Regions from separate parts of the Homo sapiens genome. Here region 2 is linked to region 1. A link is a contact called in ENCODE Hi-C data. All regions are on one chromosome and are shown on one strand. Each heading gives the region's core, a stretch centred on a gene start or an enhancer-like site at or near the end of the contact. The rest is flanking DNA. Distances are from core to core; before and after follow the strand shown.

Evidence for each region. A loop is a pair of places that touch in the nucleus more often than their neighbours do. Pooled maps may share reads with other maps.
Region 2: a pooled map shows a loop between it and region 1 (7-fold over the local background). The contact joins the promoter of LINC01392 here to the enhancer-like site in region 1. A Hi-C loop is called at or near these places in 1 of 168 maps with a recorded cell type or tissue (thyroid gland) and 7 of 50 pooled maps.

What each region holds. Positions count from the first base shown.
Region 1 is chr7:114,888,288-114,892,308 of GRCh38, forward strand. No RefSeq gene overlaps it. Among named protein-coding and RNA genes, the nearest start is that of MDFIC, 32 kb to the right of the region's middle. Within about 2 kb of position 1,529, at least 2 of the 41 ENCODE cell types and tissues checked have a DNase peak (open chromatin) inside an H3K27ac peak, as active enhancers do.
Region 2 is chr7:115,229,127-115,233,070 of GRCh38, forward strand. It overlaps LINC01392 (long intergenic non-protein coding RNA 1392), which reads right to left and starts at 2,229. Exons shown (of 5, transcript NR_126407.1): 1 at 2,057-2,229.

The DNA.
Region 1 (4,021 bases), core at 279-2,778:
TTTCACCATATTGGCCAGGCTGGTCTTGAATTCCTGACCTTGTGATCTGCCCGCCTCGGCCTCCCAAAGTGCTGGGATTATAAGCGTGAGACACCGTGCCCAGCCATCTAAGCTTCCTCTTTTCATAAGAGGAGAAATAGTTGTGCCTATTCCCTCTTTGTCCAAATTCTGCCCATCATCTGAAACCTATTTACAGTCTCAAATGTTTAGGAAAGAGCTTTCTGAACACTATGGTCATTATGGTCATTAATAATCTTGTCTTAACCTCAGCGTTCAAATACAACACCTTGCCCGGAGATATATGATTCTGAAAATGGAAACTTCTACGTGAGCTACAAGGATTTTTGAAAATAGTAGGATAGTCAGAGTTTGGAAAGGCGACGAGAAGAAATATAACCTATTATGCAGACGTATGTCACAAGTCTGGGTACAACCCAGGAGTGAAGATGGAGTGCCAGAGGAATGGTGGGGACCACCCCCTTAGGCTGGAGAAACCCAGCGAGATTGGAGATTTTGACAGGTTGTGGGTTTTGATCTTTCTTTTCTTTGTCCCTTTCTTTCTTTTCTTTTCCTTTCTTTCTTTCTTTCTTTCTTTCTTTCTTTCTTTCTTTCTTTCTTTCTTTCTTTCTTTCTCTCTCTCTCTCTCTCTCTTTCTTTCTTTCTTTCTTTCTTTCTTTCTTTCTCCCTCCCTCCCTTCCTTTCCTTCCTTCCTTCCTTCCTTCCTTCCTTCCTTCCTTCCTTCCTTCCTTCCTTCCTTCCTTCTTAGATTTTGACAGATTGTGGATTTTGATTCCTTCCTTCCTTCCTTCCTTCCTTCCTTCCTTCCTTCCTTTCTTCCTTCCTTCCTTCCTTCTTAGATTTTGACAGATTGTGGATTTTGATTCCTTCCTTCCTTCCTTCCTTCCTTCCTTCCTTCCTTCCTTCCTTCCTTCCTTCCTTCCTTCCTTCCTTCCTTAACAGTTTTGCTCTGTCACTCAGGCTGGAGTGCAGTGATGCTAACAGAGTTCACTGTGACCTCAAACCCCTGGGTTCGCTGCTTCAGCCTCCTGAGTAGCTAGAAATGCAAGAGGCCACCACCATGCCTGGCTATTTTTTTTCTGGCTTTTTTTTTTTTTCTTTTTTTTTTTTGTAGGCACCAGGCCTTACTATGTTGTCTAGGCTGGTCTCAAACTCCTGGCTTCAAGTGATCCTCCCACCGCAACCTCCCAAAGTGCCGGGATTACAGGCATGAGCCACCGTGCCTGGCCTTGACTTTTATCGTGAATAAAGCTGTTAAAAATAAAATATTAGAAAAGTCACAAATAATAATTCAAAGTTTCAGGAAGAATTAAACCATATTTAGGTAGTATCTATAATTGATTAAAAGAGAAAAGCAGAGCCAGGAAAACTAGTGGAGAATCTATCATAGCAATCCAAGTATGGAGTAATGAGTTCTTGGAATGTGGTGTTAGTGGGGAGAATGAAAAAAAGAAAAAACAACTGTGTTGATTCACAAAGCACTTGAAGGAAGACAGGACAGTATGGAGCTTGATGAGTCATAGGTTAAAGTCAAGATGACTGGGAAACAGTGACTCACATCCACTTAGGTTGATCAACTCTATGCGCTTCTTTAAAGTGTTTTTCTCTTAGTGGGTTACCAACAAGTGAGGAGCTTTGTACCGTGATGCCCTGTTAACTTTGCTTCTTACTCTGAAATGTGATTGTCTTTTATAATGAGAATGGTGACTTTATTAATTTTTGTGATGTCACCATCCTTGTTGTCCAGGTATACAAGCATACTTTTGAGGGTTGACTTATAGGCAATCATGGATTACTTGATTCTGTTTTTTTCCAGCCCTTACTACTCTTCCCTGACTATTCACTGAGGGGGAAGAAAATAGTAGAAGGAGATTATGGGGTTTCATGCAATAAGGGATTTCATATATTTTCAGATGTTTAGTTACATAAGGTATACGCTCTGTGTTCACAATTCCTAACTGGGGAAAGTAAGGACTTTACTTAGACTTAGGCCACCTCCCACTCTTCCCCAGTCATACGTAATTAATTCTCTTTAATTATTTCCTTTGATTATTTCTTTATTACACATTTTTTTCTTAGTTTGATGCATAATTGCAGTTACTATCATTAAGTTTTGAGTCCTCGGGGAGATTATTTACACCTGGAAGCCAGACTTTTAGGGCGGCTTCTCAAAATTTTTTGGAAAGAGATGGAGAAAAGGAAGGAAGAGAAAGAGAAAAATAACTTGTATGTAGGGAGATGCAGGTATGTGTATATATATATACATATACATAAATACACACACTTATACATGTGGTCAAAGAGAAAACTTGACTAATTATTATGAATTACACATAGTTAACACACTACAATGTGTGTGCACGCACACACACACAGATGTGTGCAGATGCAGACATCAGGAGGTCTGCATCAGGAGATGCATCAGGAGATGCAGATATGCATCAGGAGATGCAGGTATGTGTATATATATATACATACATATATACATATACATAAATACACACACATATACATGTGGTCAAAGAGAAAAGAAAACTTGACTAATTATTATGAATTACACATAGTTAACACACTACAATGTGTGTGCACACACACGCACACACACGCACACACACAGGGCGCCTGTCTGGTAAAAGACTGAGAAATTATCTATTATGAATGTTTTATTTTTAAAGTGTATGCATATATCTATGGTATTGACAATGTTAGAGAAATGACAGTCTTTTTGTTGCCTTTTGCTAGTTCTGGACATAAGAAGTTTCCTCCTTGAGCAACATAGTGTTGTTTTATCAGAAATGAAGCTGATAGTGAAGTGATAAATCATTTTCTGTGGAACTGATGCTTCAGCCAAGAGAAAATGACAATGAGGTAGAGCTGAGTTGTTGGGGTGAGTGAACTATAGCATATTCCTAAAGCACTACAGCTACCCAGTTCTATTTATTTGTGAGTACAGTTGGTCCTTGGCATCTAAGGGGAATCCATTCTAGAATCCCTGTGGATACCCAAATCTTGAATGCTCAAGTCCCTTAAATAAAATGGGATAAAATGGGGTCGTATTTGCAAATAACCTACACACATCCTCTTATATACTTTAACTTGCCTCTAGATTACTTATAATACCTAACACAATGCAAATGCTGTGCAAATGTTAGTTCTAAAACTTATATATGTATATTTAATACTTTGATCTGCAGTTGTTTGAATCCTCAAATGCAGAATGCAGGTATGGAAGGACAGTTATATTCATGATACAGCTCCATATTTTCTGTGTATATAGATACCATTTGATGTGGCACAGTTTGTCTCTTTTATGGACTCTATTTTGTATTATCTTGCTTACTGTTAAATAATTTAAGGCAGAATCATGTTTTATTCGTTTTGAAGTTCTGAGCAGTGATTAGCTCAATCTCTAGACTGTAGCAGCTATTTTTATATATTAAGTAAACAGAGTTAAATGAACCATGCTGTATAAATTAAATTTTATATGAAGTATATACATTCAATATGTGTCCTATCAAAAGTTTGCATGTTTTCTGTTTCTTTTCTTCTTTTCATTGTTTTTGATCAACAGGTACTGGATACATTTCTCCAACACTGAGATCAGTGTTAGAAATTTTGAAAATTGACTGAAAAAATATTAAAAAACTCACCAAAACATGGCACCCACTCTCAAAGAAATAACTTTCTTTTCTTTTCTTTTTTAAATTATACTTTAAATTGTGGGATACATGTGCAGAATGTGCAGGTTTTTTACATAGGTATGTGTGTGGTCTGCTGCACCTATCAACCTATCATCTAGGTTTTAAGCCCTGCATGCCTTAGCTATTTGTCCTGATGCTCTCCCTCCCCTCACTGCTGCCCACTGGTGTGTGTTGTTCCCCTCTCTGTGTCCATCTATTTTCATTGTTCAACTCCCACTTGAGAGTGAGAACATGAGCTATTTGGTTTTCTCTTCCTGTGTTAGTTTGCTGAAGATGATGTCTTCCAGCTTCATTCATGTCCC
Region 2 (3,944 bases), core at 979-3,478, 340 kb after region 1:
GGGGCATAAAATTTTGAAAACCATTTGTAGACTTATCAGTGAGAGCCTGGGTATAAAAGAGGAATGATGCTTTGCAAAATCCCCCAAGACTGCCCGAGCCTTTTCATGGTAATGAAGAAATGTCAGTGGAAGTTGATGGGGCGTGTGTGCATGTGTATGGATGTGGGGGTGGATGGGGCGCGAGAGAGGGAAAGGCTGGCAGACTGAAATTTTACATCTCAAATGTCATTTGGAAATCACTTGCGTACTCCAAGCCCAAGTCCTAAACTCTTCTGCTATTAAAAATGGTCTGCAAACAGGTCAGTCTGCTGTAAAAAATTGATTTGACAACAGCATTTTTAAGTCTTTGACGGCTTGAAGTTGGCAGCATTTTCTTCCGCTCTGATGTGGTTTGAACAGAAGCATGTTTATCTGTTATTTATGTAACAGCCTGATGAAAAAATGGGGCATGTGCTTCCCTTCTATTTGTCTTCTGCATTAACCTCATTTTGAGGTCAGGTGAAAATGCTATAGGTACTGATTGCAGCACGTTATCAGCATTATTGCTTAATGTGCCATCAACCACAAGTGCAAGTGGGCTCAGGATCATCGCCGCGGTCTTCCCAGGAATCATTTATCTGGGGCTAACTCCGAAAAAATCATTTAGAATTGTGACATTTAAAAATAAAGATTAAAAGTTCTGAAAGGAGCAGAAGTCATCCACACAGGGCCCTCTTGGCACCATAAATCAAAGTTTGTTAGAGCTGCAAATTGGAAGAGCATAACACAGAGGTGCAACCCTTTGATGTGGTTATGCAACTCACTGGTCTCCACCACTTACTAGACCACTTCTATTTTTGAGTACTATTCTCACAACGTAGACTGTGATTTTTTGGCAAACAAGCACAAAATCCAGGGTTAAAAAAGATAAAATGTATCTAGCATAAAGCATCTTTTAAATGGAAATGCCAAGTTCTTTATAAATTTGAAAAATTTATTCATTACCCGGCTTCTAGGGGAGCCCCTTATTTCCATTTTTTTTGCTGGGGCTATCTGTTTCACCCCACTAGGCTTTCCAAATGGCTGTCCACAGATGCTGAGCCTTTGGTCACCTCCGAGTGGTGTTTGGAAAGAGTACTGGGGAACTGGGCTGCTTTTTGGCCTCCTTGCACACAATTCAAGTCAGAGCTTTTGATCTTAAGGTAATATAGAGCTTGGAAACAAAAAATCTGCATTTAGTTTGGAATATCTGAAAATGATAGTGGTTAGGAAAAAGGATGTTAGGCATGGTTTGTGTGCAGGCTATTATAGGTACTTCCTTTCCAAAAAGGTGATATTTAGTGCTACAAATTAGTTATCATATCAGTATTAGAAGCTTTGTTAGGAATTCCAAATAATACGCAATTGTGATTATACACAAGGTGTTTGCAAGCCCCATCTTGTAGGTATTATTAAGCCACAGAATATTTTATACATTTTAATAATTAATAGTCAAACACCTTGCTAAATACTACTCCTTTTGAGGAGAAGTAGTAGAGAAAGAATACAATTGGCTGTTTATATTTTTGTCTTATTCATAAAGAGAATAAAATTATGTAAAAGTATTTATAAGGAATTTATCATCCCAAATGCATTTTAATAGTTGTAGATAAATACTTCTGTTTTGAGAAGGCTTCAGAGCTGTAACAGAAAATGAAATAAAGGGCTCATGTGGAAAGAACTTTACAGCATGCTGCAACTTGATTGTTCACACTTCAAAGCAATTCTAAGAAAAACTGTAAATAAGGACTAGGCATAAAACTCTGCTGGCACCTGGGAATACTCAGCCCACTGCACAACAGAACAGAATCTGAATTCTGGCAAACAGCCAACCTCTGTGGATAAATCTGGAAAGGCTTAATGTACACTGAAGAACTGATGTACTCAGAAACTATGTGGGTGTACTTAGCTTCATGCCACTTAGAGAACTCATTGACTTCCCTGAATACAAAGTAGATCTGGTCATCATGTGTTACACCAGATTCTAGTACTGCTTGCAAGCCCATAATAAAACCCAGAGTTTATAGGAAGGACTCACCTTTCTCAAGAGATACTTCTCCTACTCTCTCTCCTTTTTAATGCTCATTTGGACTTATTAGACTCTCCAAAGCAGTTCTCATACACTTTAACAAGATGAAGATATACTAGGAAAGGTAATTGGGTGAGCATTACTAAGTGTGAGTCATAAATAGTGTAACAAAGGCTTTGAGTGAGTCATCTGCCTAAGTTACCATAGCTATACCCAACATAACACTGCCTTTCTCTTTGTTAAGTGGACAAACTACCATAACGTCTAACAGTATCAATAGCATGTTTTTTTGAATAGCTCATTTTTAAATATTCTCAGTTGTTTAAGTTTATGTCATATATTTTCCAGATTAAGGCTCTTTGGAACAGAAACCACTGTTATAAAGATAGGCAACAGATCACTTGCGTATTTTAAAACAAGAAATGCACAGACATTGTAGGGATTTGTTTTTTCATGATAGCCTGGTAATAAAAAAGTTTAATACAAAACCTTTCATCTTCAAAGGGATCTGAAAAACGTAATTATTCAACGCAATAGCAAATGTTAGATTTCTATTAAGTTAGCTGAATTTTCCAGTTTCTTTCCTTCCCTCAGCATACATTTTCCTATTGCTGGCTTCACCAGAAAAATAACAGCTTAAAATTTATCCCTAAGCTAAAACCCATTAAATGATTGACACAATCTTAGCTAACATGAAAAGTGACTTATATAAAACCTGGTTTGCTGTTTGGGGGCATATTCTGCTCTCAGCAAATGAATGCACATTTTTCTCCATTGATCAGTGGAAAGAAGTGAATATTCTTCAAACATGAAACTTTCTTATATAGCTAAATATCTTTTGTGCTACTATGAGTCATTCCTGAGCATGTCTTTTATTCCTTTGTGATTTTATCAAAGTTCAGATATTTTTAAAAGATCTTGGAATTTTCTAAATAGGGTTCACGTAATATATTCTCCAGCTATATACTTTTTTTTAAAAGGTATTAGAACGAATTCAGATCCTGACATACCATCTTGTGTTTCACATATGATCAGTCACCTTCTTAAGATGATAACAACTTTGACGTTGCAAATGAACACATTCCCATGTGCTTGAGGCCAAAAAGAGGCAGTCAGTGAAACTAAAAGGAATTGCCTGAATATGACTGTTATTTCTATTTGTTGCTAGGTTCTTATTGGAATCTGTGTTGGTAAATTAATTTGGGGTGCACATATCATAGGGTTGATATTCACTTTGTGTCACCAATATGGCTGTATTTCTTATTGAAATACTGAGAAATTTCTGTATAGATTAGTAGGTAGCTGTTGCTGCAGACCCTGCCAAATGTCTGTCTGTCTTTTCCTGCTGCTCTGGTCCCACACGGGGATTGTCGCTTCTTCTCCTTACTTCAGAAATTGTTAATATCTTTGCACGAGTTTTTTCTTGGGCTCTATTCCTGAGCCAAGACTAGCATCTATTCTGGTTGGTTGTTGTTTACGCTACACATATATTTTAAAAGTCACCTCAGCTTCTGTGTATGGGAAGTGATGGAGTCAGAGTGTCCTAATTGAATCCTGAGTTCTGCTACTCAGCAATGCATGATTTTGGGTGGGTTGTTTACCTGCTCTGTGTCCCAGTTACTTCCTATGTAAAATGGAAATAATAAAATGAATTAGCTCACAGGGATTTTGTGCACATTATATAATACATGTGAAGTACTTAGAATAGTGTCTTTCAGTAAATGTCCCATAGTGTTGTCGTCTTTGCTGCCTGGTGTAGGAATAGAACACAAATTTCTTGATTGTGAGCTTGAAATTTTTACACTAGATAATACCCCTCTGGCTCCAATAATGCTGGTGATATAATAAGGTACTAGACTACAGCAATCATTTGAGTGAGAAATGAAATCTATTTTCA